Linked DNA regions of Mus musculus: all the other regions are linked to region 1. The links are chromatin loops, found by intact Hi-C in ENCODE. Cell type or tissue: heart. All regions are shown on one strand.

The links. Hi-C counts contacts between places; a loop is a spot of excess contacts. Peaks named below come from ENCODE experiments on the same cell type or tissue, not always from the same donor. Only the 100,000 strongest peaks of a DNase experiment are listed, where the experiment ranks them.
Region 2: it touches region 1 in a loop (2.7-fold over the local background); 7 of 42 quality-filtered maps call a loop at or near these places.
Region 3: a loop joins it to region 1, with 3 times the contacts of the local background. A loop is called at or near these places in 10 of 42 quality-filtered maps.

What each region holds. Positions count from the first base shown.
Region 1 is chr7:138,843,381-138,848,380 of GRCm38, forward strand. Mapk1ip1 (mitogen-activated protein kinase 1 interacting protein 1) reads right to left here and starts at 2,887. Exons shown (of 2, transcript NM_001045483.1): 1 at 2,577-2,887. It overlaps Ppp2r2d (protein phosphatase 2, regulatory subunit B, delta), which reads left to right and starts at 3,006. Exons shown (of 9, transcript NM_026391.2): 1 at 3,006-3,135; 2 at 3,232-3,324. The coding sequence starts at 3,129. In heart, CTCF peaks have their summits at 2,335 (motif pointing left) and 2,555; DNase peaks (open chromatin) are centred at 1,931, 2,831 and 4,161; H3K4me3 peaks cover 3,120 bases; H3K27ac peaks cover 2,825 bases.
Region 2 is chr7:139,197,226-139,202,225 of GRCm38, forward strand. It overlaps a transcript of Stk32c not described here. Among named protein-coding and RNA genes, the nearest start is that of Stk32c, 11 kb to the left of the region's middle. In heart, a CTCF peak has its summit at 3,082 (motif pointing left); no DNase peak of the experiment used is centred here; H3K27me3 peaks cover 2,223 bases.
Region 3 is chr7:138,906,856-138,911,855 of GRCm38, forward strand. It overlaps Bnip3 (BCL2/adenovirus E1B interacting protein 3), which reads right to left and starts at 2,651. Exons shown (of 6, transcript NM_009760.4): 1 at 2,508-2,651. The coding sequence starts at 2,538. In heart, no CTCF peak of the experiment used is centred here; DNase peaks (open chromatin) are centred at 296 and 2,706; H3K4me3 peaks cover 3,857 bases; H3K27ac peaks cover 4,245 bases.

The DNA.
Region 1 (5,000 bases):
TGCTGGTTTACGGCTACAGGAGTCAAGCAAGTTTCTACAACCCAATCTGCAGTTAGGCCATGACAGTCAGCACTACTTGGAAGTGCACCTACTCCACTCCCGCACCAAAGCCACCGAACTTTCCATGTCTAAGGTTAGATAACATGCACCATCTCTATCCCCTCACCCCTTCCTCAACCCCTATCACCCATCAAGCTCACAGATGCTACTCAACAGCTTCAGCACCCATCTTTCTGGCTAAAAGCCCAGAACCCCACCCCATGCTAAGTTCTCATGCACTCCCTCCTATCAGCCCGCTTACATAGTAGACAGAGATGGCTCAGAGATGGCCTGCTCCTGATGGACTCTGAGCTCCTGTACACAAAGACTAGGTCGGTCTCACTCAACAGACACACAATATTTGTTTCATTAGTTACTAACAGTTGCTATGGAGACCTTAAGATCACAGAAGGCAGGGGCTGGAGCAGAGTGGCTTAAGGTCTCTAAGGAATGACCCACAAGGGTTCTCGGTCTAAGGACAGAACCACATCCTTAGAGAGGAGGACAAACAGACAAGAGAGGAAAAGTGGATAGAGTGGAGGTGGAGAACAAGGCAGGTACCCACCCCATTCCACATTAGAGTAAGCAATCGAAAACGATGGGGCTCGAGATGGCTCAGTGCATGAGAGCACTTGCTTCTCCTCCAGAGGGCCCTAGTTTGGTTCCGAGCACCTATGTCCCGCAGCTCCCTACTGCCTATAACGCCAATGCTACAGGATCCAACACCCTCTTCTGGCCTGGGCATAGATGTGCATATATTTTAAAAAGTTAAATTTGGCCTATGCTGGCTCATTTCATGTCAACTTGACAGGGTGGGGTCATCTGAGAGGAGGGTACCTCAATGGAGAAAATGCCTCCCTCAGATCTACCTGAGGGCAAACCTGTTATTTTCTTAATTGGTAATTGATGGGGAGGAGTCCAGCCTATTATGGGTGGAGCCACCTCTGTCCCGGTGGTTCTGGGATCTGTAAGAAAGCAGGATGAGCAAGCCATGAGGAGCCAGCCAGTAAGCAGCACACTTCCATGACCTGCATCAGCTCCTGCTTCCAGGATCCTGCCATGATGTCCTTCAGTGATGGACTATAATGTGGAAGTGTAAGCCAAATATACTGCCTGCCACTAATTATTAAGGCAGCTACTTACAGTTCTGTCCATTCGGTCTGTCATTCTTCATTAAGAAGCACCCCAGTACACACAGACACACATGTGACAGTGCTGTCTAGCTACATAACTTAAACATGCAGCTACAATTAGGCAGATAGGAATATCGAGATCACTTGGCATTACTTGAGATACCCATGCCTACATGGAGTCTGGATAAACTTAAGTTAAACCCCAGTTCTGCAAGCAGTCTCAGAATGCTTCTTCCCAGGCTTGGAATTCCGTCCTCAGGCTCCTCCCAAAACGTCCTCCCAGAACTATACATATGCTCTTAACTCTCCTGATGCTCTGGAGTGTCATCTGGGTGACATTCCTATATCCTCACTACTCCATGTCTCTTATTCTTCTCCATTACTCTCATACACCCAGACACATGCAGCTCATTTTATCCTCCTACTTAACTCAGAGACAGTTCTTTCAGAAACAACCCTGAGTGCTGCTACTGATGGAAGGCCCTATTTCTTCATGACTTTCTCCAGCTCTTGGCCATAGCCAGCCCTCTCATCAGAGTTCACCCCCTGAAAACAGCTTCCTGCTCTGTCCCGGACCACCTTGCCTCCACTGCTATGACTAGCCTTCCTTGGCCACTTCTGTTCTCCCCACAGCTTCTTGCTGCCCTTTAAACACATTAGCAAGCTTAGGTGTGCTCCGTGCTTGTAAACCCAGCGCCAACGAGGTGGAACCAGACGTATTTCAATTTAGAGACCAGCCTCATGTTACATGGCAAGACCCTAATCAAAGTGTGTGTGTGCAATTGAATTAAAAATAAAACATCGGAAAGAAAAGGTCAGGGTGGCCCAGCCTGTGCACTAGCTGTTCTCATTTCTAGCAGCCGCCCAAGACGTCAGCCTGAGATTCTTTCTTATCTCCTCTAATTGCTCTCCTAAAGATACCAACTGCTCCAATCTCCTTCCCCTGCTTCTGTGTTGTATTTAACTCTAGTCCACTTAACTTTCCCCAGGTTTTTCTTATTGTCTCTTCTCCGCTGAAGAGTAAACTCCACCAGGACAGACACATCACCTCTACACAAGCAGCATCCCAGCCAAGACTGAGAATAGAAAAAGCACTTGCTAAAAGGCAAAACATTTTTGAAGTGGAGAATGCTCTGGTTTGGAACAACTGCCCTCTAGTGGTGCAGTACGCTCACTGCCAACTTCATAGTGATTTCGGATAAGTCAAGCCCACGAACAAATAATTCCTCTTCATGCTAGAAAAACACACCCACAAATAAAGCAAATGTCGAGAACGGTTCCCTAGGGGCTATACTGAGAGCTCAAAGAATCCCTGAAGTAGCACTCTGATGAGATCAGTGCTCAGAAGCTACGATCAAAGATTCTGGGGGCAAGAGAGCCTGGATGATGGGCAAAATTACGCACGCAGGTGCTGGGTTCCAGGTGCTCCGGGGATCAGAGGCCCCGCCTGCCCACGGCCGAGCGCTCTCTATTGGCAGATCCACGGAGGTTCCGCGTTCCCGTTGGCTCAGCTGTAGGAAAGGCCCAGGCCTTCGAGCATCCAGTCCAGCCGGCCGCAGAAGAAAGTCTGAGGCCTTAAGAACGTAGAGGGCGTCGCGTCCTAGCCTTGACACGACTCGAGAAGGCCGCCTCTATCTGCCAGCGGACTAGTCCAAGACACTCCTCTCCTTGGACCGCAGCGGCTACGTAGGTCCAACCTCAAGACAGCTCGCGCAGACGCAGTCGGCGCACGGTGCGCCCCCGGCAGCCCCCGCGGCACTGACCGTCGGAGGAGGCGGAGGGGGATGACGTCATCCGGCGGGGCGACGGGCATTGGGCGCCATTTTGAAAAGGGGAAAAAATTCCCTCCCCGGCGGCGGCGACGGTGGCGGCAGCGGCGGCGGCGGTGGCGGCCGGGGCTGAGCGCTCGGAGCGCCTCGGTCGGCCGCGCTCGGCTGGGCGCGTCCCGCCCGCGCCATGGCAGGTGAGGGCCGTGCGCGAGCGAGCGAGCGGGGCGGGCGGGCGGACTGGACGGTGGTGGGGCGGGGCGGGGCCGGCCTGACGGCGCGCTCTGTTGCAGGAGCTGGAGGCGGCGGCTGCCCGGCGGGCGGCAACGACTTCCAGTGGTGCTTCTCGCAGGTGAAGGGCGCTGTCGACGAGGACGTGGCGGAAGGTGAGGCCCGACCGACACCCCACCCCAACCCCCGAGCCCCGCAAGGTCATGCTCGCTCAGCCGCCGGTCCGGACGCGGCCGCCTTTGCCCGCCTGACCGGCGTTGTCCCGGGAGACCCTCGGCCGGCCAGCGGCTGAAGAGAGGGAGGGGTGTCCGTAGGGAGACGGCTGCGGACGCGGGGCTGGGGAGAGACTGCGGCTGAGTCCCGCTTCGGGGATCTGTTGGGGAGACGGCGGTGGACGCTAGCCTTGGGAGGCTATGGGGATGATGGCCATGACGCCGGCCTCAGGGGTCGGTGGGCACAGATGGCCATGGAGGCCAGCCTCGGGAGGCTATGGGGAGACGACCGTGGACGCCGGCCTCGAGGGTCTGTAAGAAGGTAAGGCCGGGGCAGAGGTATCGAGCCATGTAAGGAAGATGCGGCCACAGGTCTTTGGAGTCTGGGGTGTATAACGATCTTAAATGCATGTCTCACTAGCGTCTGTACGGAGTGAAGAAAAAGGACTGTAGACACTAGGCAGCGACCCCGGGATTCCGCTAGGAGTTGGTACCACGGGGTGAGGTGAGGTCCATTTTTGTGAAAGGAGAGAGATAGGGGGGCATGGCAGTTGATCTTGAGGCCCTGTGGGGTAAATCAGGTCCCAGACACTAATGTGGGAGCCCATGCAATATAAAGGGTCTTTCATCTATCTCCCTGGCACCCGTATAAGGTGGAAGGAGAACCATGCAGGGTTATCAGTCTCCGGGGGCCCATGCTGGACTGGACTCAGGACGGGATGGAGCACCGAGTGCTCTGGATACCCTGTTTGTGGTCGTAGGTGTGCTAGTCTGTCCAGTCCAATCTCTGGCCAGGTAGACGTCGGTCAGCCCTGGATCTCCACCTCTTGTTGTTGAGCAAGAGGAACTTATTTGTCATGGGGTCTCCTGAAGCGCTACAGTAGTGGCGGTTTTCTTTTTTTAACTGAGTAGTGTTTTCTCTTCCCACACTGCTCTTTAAAGTCACTTCTCCAGACTTTGTTTTTTGATGTTGTCCCATCCAGCCAAGTCCTGGGATTTCAAACACACACTGTGTGTGTGTGTGTGTGTGTGTGTGTGTGTGTGTGTGTGTGTGTGTGTGTGGTGAGCATAGGCCTGCCTGTTCGTGCTCCTGCACGTGTGGAGGTTAGAGGACAACTTAGCAGAGTTGGTTCTTTTTACCACGTGAGTCCCAGGGATGGCCATCAGGCTTGACAGCGAATGGCTTTACCTGCTAAGCAGTCTCATCCACCCACTTACAGTTTATTTTTGTTTTTTGAAACAGAATTTCATGTACCTCAGATTGGCCTCAAACTCCCTATATAGCTGAGGCTGGCATTGAACTGTTTGTTTCTGAGACAGGATTTTTCTGTAGAACAGCCCTGGTTTTGTGCACCAGGCTGACCTCCGGGGTTAAAGGCATAAACTGCTGTGCCCAACTTTGGCCTTGAATTCTTGATCCTGCTGCTTCTACTTCCCAAATTCTGAAATTATTGGCAAGCATTGCAATCAAAGCCCAGCTTTCCATAAAACTGTTCCTTATCCTCAAAGCTTCAGTCTGCTGCCTTCTTTCCCCTGATCACAGTTTAAATGTGCCATCATTGTAGGTAGACAGGGAAGTAGGAGAGCGTGAAGACTGTGGGATTTATTCTTAGAGATTT
Region 2 (5,000 bases), 350 kb after region 1:
GTGAGATCCCACATACCACAGGATGTGGTCTGTGAGTGATGCCCGGAAGAGCAAAATAGAGAGATAAATAGGAGGCCAGTGCTCACTGGACTGGGTGGGAATGGGATAGACTGCAGACAGGCTTCGGAGCACTGAGCACAAAGGCTCTCTGAGGCTAAGCTGCGTTGGTGGGAACTACAGATCCACTGGGAATCTTCACAGTGGACCGAGGCTGAAGTTTTTCTTTTCTCTGTCATCTTTTCATCTCCATGGAATGTTACAGTTAGAATGTAAAATGTCCCCACAGGCTCTTGTGAGTGACCACTTGGTCCCAGCTGCTGATGCTGTTTGGAAGGTTGTAAAAGCTTTGTGATGTGTGGCTTGGTTCTGACCCAAGTCCTCTGCATTCTGGTCTGGCTGGCATGGTACAAACTCAGACAGACACACTCTTGCTGTCATGCGGCACACACATACCATACGCACAGTGATGGTGATGGTGATGGTGGTGATGATGCTGATGATGACGGTGATGATGACGGTGATGATGATGGTGATGGTGATGATGATGGTGATGGTGATGATGATGGTGATGGTGATGATGATGGTGATGGTGATGATGATGGTGATGGTGATGATGATTTTAGATAAACACATGGAACAAAATCTTGAATGGTGAGAGATCCTGCCTTCTTGTGCTCTGCTGCTATGGGATAGCTACCTGGAGACTAAGCAGACCCTTTGGGGAATCAACCAACCTTTTCACAGGGATTGCGTCTCAGATACCCTTGCATATCAGATATTTTCATAACAGTAGCAAAAGTACAGTTACAAAGTGGCAACAAAATAATTTCATGGTCACTACAACACCAGGAACTGTATTAAAAGTAGCAGCATTGGGAAGGTTGAGAACCACTGGCCTAGGGGCTCAGGAACAGGACCAATTTGCTACCTCCCTTCTCACTTCCAGGGGTGCCATGCTTACACAATTTGTTGGATATAAAATCAGGGTAATGTCTCTAGCTTCCAGCACTGTGAAGGTGGTCATGTGGTTCTTTTCAGGAGTATCCAGTATCACTTTAAATTAAAATGGAATTATAAAACCTACCTACTAGTTTGTCAAGAGTGAAGACCCCATCACGGTTCTGGGAACGAAGCCATCCTCCTTTCTGCATCAACCCCATCCTTGCTCCTGAGGGAATCCTATACAAATACTTCCAGAATCTTTAGCGGAAGGCCAAACCAATTCCCCGCATCATCTGGGCTTAGCAGCCCACGATCCTCTTTTCAAAATAGGCTTAGAGTCTCATCTGCTTTTGACACTATGAAAAAACAAAACAAAAAAAAAACAACAAAAAAAAAACCCAAAACAAAACAGTAAAACGTTAACAGTAAAACGTCAGTCTTTGGGGGTACTAAGGAAATATGGTCTCCCTGGGGACAGTCACCTGTCTTTGCTAGGGACTTCCTACCAGAAGGGTTGGGTCTTTCCAATAGGCATTATCTGCCACGAATATATATTGTAGCATCCCTTAGAGAGGTAGTGACACGAGGTCAAGGTCATTGTCCATAGTACTAGTCATCCCTATGTCCCGGACAGAGCCAGCCCAGCATCCCAACCAGACCAGTGGGATTCTCAGTTTAAGAGTTTTCAAAACAGACACATGTGAGGAATAGAGGCACAGCTTCGCAATACGGTAACACCTGCTGACCTGGCCTCAGATGCTCCGTGGATGCTCACCTGGGACAGGATCTTATGGGCACCATTATTCTTGACAGAGATCTAAAATTGTGGGTAGAGCACTATCTGGGCAGGGGATGCTGGACTGTAACCAGTGAAGAAGGCAAGCTGAGCACTAAGCAGGCATGAACTCTTGTCCCCTTCTGCCTGTGGATACAATGTGACCAGCTCCCTCTAGTTCCTGTCACTGTGACTTCCCCACCATGATACACTGTAACCTGAATTCTGAACCCAAATAAACTTTTTTTTAAAAAAAAAAATGGAACATTTTAGAAATTTTCATGTCATCCCACTCAGAGGCCATGTTAATTCCTATACCATTCCAATTTTCATATATATGCTGCCAAAGAGAAATTAACTTTAAAGTTGCTTTGGTCAGAGCACATTTAAAAACAAATATCAATTTCTTTTTAAAAACTAATTTTTAAAAATTTTTTATGCACATTGGTGTTTTGCCAGTATGTATGTCTGTGTGCAGATGTTTGATATCCTGGAACAGGAGTTACAGTTTTTAGCTACCAGGTTGATGCTGGGAATTGAACCTGGGTCCTTTGGAAGAGCAGACAGTATTTAATCTCTGAGCCACCTCTCCAGCTCTGATCAGAGTATTTTACCAAATGCTTTGGTAAAGGTAACTAAGAGGCCAGCTGTTGTGTTAAAATGGGAATTTAGCCGCACAGAGCAGTGGCACATGCCTAGCACTCAGGAAGCACAGGCAGGCAGATTTCTGTGAATTCAACGCCAGCCTGGACTACAGAGCAATTTCCAAGACGGTCAGGTATACACACCGAGATAGATACCTCATCCGTAAACATCAAAGAAAGGGGGAGGTATGAGTGGCCCCCATAGACTCATATATTTGAACGCTTAGCCACCAAGGAGTTGAACTCTTTGAAAGGATTAGAAGGTGTGTCTTTGTTGCAAAAAAAATGTATCACTGTGCGTGGACTTTGAGGTTTCAAGCACCCATCCCAGACCCAGGCTTGCTATTTCTCTGCCCATAGATCAGGATACTCCAGCACCATGCTTGGCATGCCTGCCACCGTGCTCCCCGCCATGGTAATAATGGACCAGGCTTCTGAAACTGTAGCCTAAATCCCAATCAAATGCCTTCCTTTGTAAGAGTTGCCCTAGACAGCGCTCACAACAATAGAACACTGACTAAGGAACAGGTGAATGTCCTGAAGTGTAACGAGGAAACACCCTGGGTGTCCTCCACCTAGCAGTTCATCTTCTTGCTCCCAGTCTGCCGACTAGGGCTTTGCCTGGATAGGAATCCTGGGTAGGCAAGGACAAACTCTTCCAATGCTGATCAGCAGGGAATAGTGGTCCCAGGCTTGCAGGAGAAGCAGCAAGTGCTGCCCTCTGGTGTTACAGATCTGGTGCAGACCTTGAGTAACTATATCCTTAATTCTCCGGGTCCTCCTAGAAGTCCAGGTTGCTCAGCCCTTGACAGTGACCCCTGCTACAGCTGTAGTCTGGGCGCAGCCACTGCTGCCTTAAAGTGAGCGTGGTCTCTGCCACTGTGACCATCACCTTCGATGCCACTCATCGGCTTCTGGTGCTTCTTCCTTCATATTACCAGCTCAGCACTAAAAGCACAAGCACACTCGGGGGACAGAGAGGGAGCGCAGGAGGCTGTCTCTCCTATGAGACTAAGCAGCACCAATTAGAGCACATTGCCCATGCAAACAGAAGCTTGTGTTTAATAATAATAATGTTACAACATTTTATTCCTATCTAAATACATATTGGGACAATATAGGAGAATGTTAATAGCTAAAGTGACTGCAAAGATAAACAAATTTGTTTTATTAAGCTATGATTTCATTCCTGTTCTTATTAGCTTTGAATATGTTATTGAAAGTGAATATACGAAAGTATGAGGAAGTAAGAGTTTCATCGTGTTGAAGGCATATTAACCAACTTATTTTCATCTATTGCCTACTGTGGTAGATACAATTTGACACACAATTAGCATTACTGAAGGGCAGACAACGTATCTATAGACAGACTGCAGGTGACAGCAAACATAAATTACCTTCCCAGCCACTTGCCTCACTGTTTATAAAATACCAAATACCAGAGGGTCTTCATTAAGAAAACAAACAGGCAAACAAAACAAATAATTTAGAAGAAAGAAAGAGCAAGCACAAGAAACATGTCCAGAGAGATACCCATAAAGACACAAAATCAGAAACCATAATATACCAGCAAAAGACCACTAAGACAAAAAAAAAAAGTCCAAAAGTCTACAATAATACCAGAGTTTGTTGCGTTGTGGCCATCTACTTCTGGGCATGGGGGCTATCCTTAAGTGTGATTAATATACTCATGAGACTTCATTGGAGGAAATTATTTTTCCTTTGCAAGTGAATGTCAGTTAGGGGTAGCTTCTTGGTGAGGGGTGGAAGCCTGTCCACTTCCTCCTTTCGGCACTGGGACCCAATCCGACTTGAAACTGTGCATCCCCACAGCACATCCTATGCCTCCTGCCACAGTCCCCGTGAGTTCTGATGTGTGTTAACCCCCTTGTGTCTGGAAAACACTGTTTCCTTGGTGTCATCTATCCCTCTGGCTCTTAAAATCTTTGTGTCTCCTCTTCTGCGTGGATCCCTGACCTCTGAGGGAAGGGATATTGATGAAGACAGCCTACTTAGGACCGAGTGTTGGTCTCTCACTCTCTGCACATTGTCCAGTTGTGGGTCTGTGTTAGTTCCTGTCTGCTCTGCAAGGAAATTTCTCTGAAGATGACTGAGAAAGGCACTGATCTATGGGTGTAGAAGAATGCTCTGACAAATCTTTTTATTGCTATATTCCTTTTGCAGTACACAGTATTCGGTTTTCCCCAAGTCTCCATATAGTTATACAGATTTCATATGATCCCTCAATGGCTCTTAGTGTTAGCTGTTCTTGCCTGTATTCCTCCTTCCTTCCTCTTTCCTCCCCCTTCTATTTAATCCTTTTGCTCATCCTGCCCATGATTTTACATAACTATATATTTTGTTTCCCCTTCATTGGAAAACCTCCCCCTTCTCCCTGGTCCTTTATTCTACATCCCTGGGTAGCATGTCTATCAAAGGCTTAAAAACTGACATCCACACACAAGAGAATATATACAATATTTGTCTTTTGGGGTCTGGGTTACCTTACTCAGAACAATTTTTTCTTAGCTCCAACCATTTATTTGCAAATTTTATAATTTTGGGGTTTTTTTTTACAGCCAAATAATATTCAATTATGTAAATGTACCACTTTTTTGTTATCCATTCATCTGTTAATG
Region 3 (5,000 bases), 63 kb after region 1:
TCAGGAAAGGGCAGCAACCAAGGCACAGAAATATCACAATACTTATCTCTCCTCCAGCATGCCAGAAGTCATACAGAAAAGCCCTGCTCCTAAACACCTTTCAATAAGATGGAGCAGAGGTAAAAAGGGAACAGAACCAATCAGTGTTGTGGGTAACGCCTTCAGTAACGCTGGTCCCAGAGGTTGCTATGGGGAATATTTGCTGTCCCACCTACCAACAAGGCTTCCACAGCTCTCAGCCTCAGAAGTAAACACGAAGCGGCAAACAGAGGAGCTGCCTCAGCTCTGACTCCAAGCTGGGATTCACATTTCATAGGGCAGCTGAGATAACCCATGTGACTAAGTGACCCCTCCTACCCTGAGCTAGACAGTGAGCCAGTGCTGAGCTGCACGTACACCCCAAACAATGGCCCAAATCCTTAGCCTGAGTTTCCACACCGTAACCATCTTTTTATAGAATAAGTAAAAGAGAAAAACACAAAACCTTAACCCTTGAAACGTCTAATGACAACCCCCTTCTGCCAATGACTCAGCAGTCTGGCGTGCATGTCAGCTGAGTGTATGTTAACCGAGACCTCTCAGGAATACTCAGAAACTCCCCTAGATGAAGTCTTAACAGCATAGTGTCAGAAATCAAATTTCAACTAGCTACGAAAGTGACTTTACACAAAACATCACTTGATCTCTTAAGAGAAAAGACAAAAAAACTTCTCAATCAAAAAATTCCAACTGTTTGACGTTTGACATTAGGGAATAAAACCTGAATTACGAGATTTTTTTTTTAATGTGGCTGTAGTTTGAAAATACAGATTCTGTAATGTGTTAGGCTGATTAAATTCTGCCTACTAAAATCTCGTTTAGGGTAATAAATTCAGCTAACTCAGTGTCTCTGAATGCAAGCTTTTTAAAAACTCTTTTAACACAACACTGCTCTGAGTTACCCTATTCCAGTACTCCAGGACACAGAATCTCTGGACAGCATAGTCTACACAAGTTCTAGGACAGCCAGAGCTATACAGAGAAACCACGTCTTCACACTAAAGTGGGTACTGTGGCCCACACCTTTAATCCCAGCACTAGGGAGGTGGAGGCAGGCAGATCTCTGGGAGTTCACTGAGAGTGAGACCCTGCCTGGGGGGGGGGAGGGGAGTTGACACTAAAGCATTCATTTTAAAGGTTTGGAAAGCCTCTCTCTCACGTTTACTGACATGCGTTTTACCTGGTGAACTCTTGCTTCAGAGAGTACAAAGGTCAACAGGATCCTCCTCCAGTCTCAGGGCCTGAGACTCAACTCAGACTCAACTCAGGCCCACCAGGTAGCTCTCAGAAATGGACAATGGCACATAGCACCCAGGCTGGCCTTGCAAAACTAGCAGCTGTCTGCGCAGTGCTAACAGTCTGTAAAGGCTGATGCTGGGAGAGCCTTTCTGTTATTTGTGAGACAGGGTCTGGCTACAGAGCCCCGAACTAGCCTGGTACGACTGTGTAGTCCAGGCTAACCTGGAATTTGTCAAGACTCAACTTCACCCACCCCATGATGGGATTTTAGGTGTGTCACCACACCCAGCCTCACTTCCATTTTAACCTACAATCTACTTCACTGCTTGCAGTGAGCCTACTGAACTAAATTATAAGCACTTTACCCTCCTTTTGAGCTGTTGTAGCTCTCTTCCACACTACCTCCAGCCATACCCCCTCTCTGTTTTTCTCTTTGTAGACTTGGCTGTCCTGAAATTCACTCTGTAGACCAGGTTGGCCTCGAATTTACAGAAATCCCCCTGCCTCTGCCTCCTGATTGCTGGGATAAAAGGTTTGTGCCACCACTGTGCGGCTATCCCACCTCTTAACTCTAAAACCTGACAGAGGTCTGAAACCCTGTATCCTCCTCTTCCATCAGGAAGTGGCAACAAAGCAAGCCAGGGGTAAAGATTGGGGGAGAGGGGACACAGCGGCAAAGCCTGTTAATTCCAAATTCCAGCTACTCTAGAGGCTGAACCAGGAGGATCACAAGTTCAAGACCAGTATGTCTTAAAGCAATAAAATGAAAACTGGTAGTGTTGCTCGGGAAATGAGCACTTACCCAGCACGTTCAGATCTGGTTCTGTCCCCAGTACCAAGTAGGAAAAGTGAAAGGCACTACAGTCATAAATATTAATGACTTCAATCAAAGCACTGAAAATTCAACTGCAACCTCTAACTCACTTAAGCAACTCTGAACAAGGGGACGCCAAGGGCCTGAAATCTGAGCTACTCGGGAAGCTGAGGAAGGAGGATCGCAGAGTTCGAGGCTCCCCTGACCTACAGAGTCTGAAAATACAGAACTATGACAGTGTGAAGAACAGAGCAGGAAAGAAAGACCCGGCCTGCCTGTGAAGGTACTGTCTGTAAGATGCCCCGAGGCTCACCACCCAGCCCCGGCTGCACCGAACTGCATCGCGGCCTCCACTCACCGCACCCCAGCCCGCGACCCTACCGCCTCCGCGGCCCCTCTCGGCCCACTGCCTCACCCTGCAGGTTCTCCTCCCCGCTCTGCGACATGGTGGCTCGGCAAAGGAGCCCGAACCCAACTGCGACAGGCCTGGGAGGCGGTCACCGAGAGGTAGCAGGGGCAGCCTGCGCCGCTCAGTTCTGAGGCCAGGCGACACTGGACTGAGGGACAAGGGGCGGGGCGGGGCGGGACGCACGCGGCGGCGGAGCCCATTGGCTGGGGGGCGGGGCCTGCAGGTGGGGGAGGAACGCGGGGGAGCGTGTGGCACGTGCGGCGCGTGCGCCGGCATGGGCGGGGCCTGAGGCAGGAGTGCGCGGGAGGGCGGCTGTTTTTAAGGTCTAATGCAGAAGTGGACCGGGGGCTGTGCCTGAGGCTGGAGTAACTGGGACCTAGGCGGGTAGGGAAGAGTCTGGGGGCGGGGCTCGAGGTCTGAGCCTTGGGACTCCGAGGTGCGCGCATTGCAGAGGCCAAGAGGCGGGTCTTGAAGCCAGGCTGGAGGTGGGCAGACGTGGGCGGGCTCCGAGATAGGCGTGGCATGAGGACGTGCGGCCAGGTTTTTGGGCGTCTGGCCTTGGGTGCTGAGTTTGCCCCTCCTGCTCGCGGTTGACCCATAGTTCCCCAATCTCCTCCGGAACCTGCGAGCGCCAGCAATGGGAGCACACATGGTCTCGCTGTCTCTATGCACGCTTACAGATAGTTTTTTAGGTTGCATCTTTAAGAAAAATGCAGTCCGGGAGTGCTTATGTATAACTCTAGTCCCAGCCCTGGTTCGTGGCCAGGCTGGGCTGCACTGTATGAAGCTGTTTACAACAAAGCAAAACAAAAAATTTGCCAGTATTCTACTGCAGCATCAATGGCGAGTTGGGTAGTGCTGTGGTATGCTGCATGCGAGAAAGGACGGCATTTTTGGACAGGAACGGTTGGAGAGACCTTTGGAGGGCCAGTTTTGAGGATTCTGCATCCTCCCTGTAACCTACCCAGTAGCTTCTCTGTACTTGGAGGTTGGAATTCCCTCTTGATACAGTTCTGGGATAGAGAAGGGGCTTGTGAACCTCAAAAGAAGCTATCTTAGTAGCAGTGGGTCAGGTCACTAGAAGCAGCTTCATTTGGTGTTTTGTTTTTTCCCAGACAATGTCATAACCGAGGCTGGCTTTGAATTGGCTGTGTAGCAAAAGCTAACCTTGAATTTCCGATCCTACTGCTTTCGCCTCCTGAGAGCTGGGATTATAGCTATGCAGCCTTGATTTCCGTTTGTTTTGTTTGGAGTGCTAAGGTTATACGAGGGCCTTGCACATGCAAGTTCACTGCAGCTGAGCCATGTCACCAGACTGAATCTGATGTCTTTTTTTAGACAGATTCGCTTTGTAACCTACTCTGGTCTTAAACTTTTTTTCCTGCCCCAGCTTCCCAGTGGTTCCACCACTCTTAACTGAAAGCTTGCTTTCTTACAGTGCTCGGAGCTCTAGCCTAGGGCCTTCAGAACAATAAACAGATTCTCTGCTACAGACACCAAACCTTTGTCTCAACCCCCCAGGTGCTGGGATTACAGACATACTACCACACCTAGCAAGAAAAAAACAGCTGTGGTCCTGCTTGGTGACAGACTCTGTGTCCAGCAAGAAACAGCTGTGGTCCTGCTTGGTGATAGCCTCCGTGTCCAGCAAATCCAAGGGTTCAATCCCCAGCTTGCATAGATATGTGTGCCTGAATGACAAAGGGAAAGAGAAGGGTCTGGGAATTCTCTACACCAGTCTACTAAGAAAAGGAAAAACGAAAATGTGGATTTGAAGGGGTTAGGGATGTTATAAGTAGAAATTTATGTTTATCCTTTTTTTTTCTTTTTTTTTCTTTCTTTTTTTTTCTTTTTTTTTTTTTTAATGGTTTTTCAAGACAGAGTTTCTCTGTGCAGCCCTGGCTGTCCTGGAACTCACTCTGTAGACCACGCTGGCCTCGAACTCAGAAATCTGCCTCTGCCTCCCAAATGCTGGGATTAAAAGCGTGCACCACCACTGCCCGGCCCTTTTTTATTTTCTATGTATGTATGTATGTGTGTGTGTATGTGTGTGTATATGAGGCTATTTATTTATTACAGGGTCTCTCTAGGTCTCATGGAACTCACCATGTAAGCCAGGCTGGCATCGAGCTCTCAGAAAATCAGCCTGCGTCTGCCCCCTGAGTGCTGTAGACATATGTATTTTTAAGGAGAAAAGGTTGTCCACCTCTTTAGACCATTCAATAAAAAACAGGCAAAGGAGTCAGTTGTTTGTAGTGGAGCACCACGCCTTTAATCCTAGCCCTCTGGGAGGCAGAGGCAGGTGGATCTCTGTGAATTAGAGGCCCAGCTGGTCCACATGGTGAGTTCCAGGCCAGCTGAGTTACAAGGTGAAAGCCCGTTCAAAGGGGGGGAGAAAAGTGGGAGGTGGTGGCACGCATCTTTAATCCCAGCACTTGGGAGGCAGCAGAGGCAGGCAAATTTCTGAGTTCGAGGCCAGCCTGGTCTATGGAAAGCAGT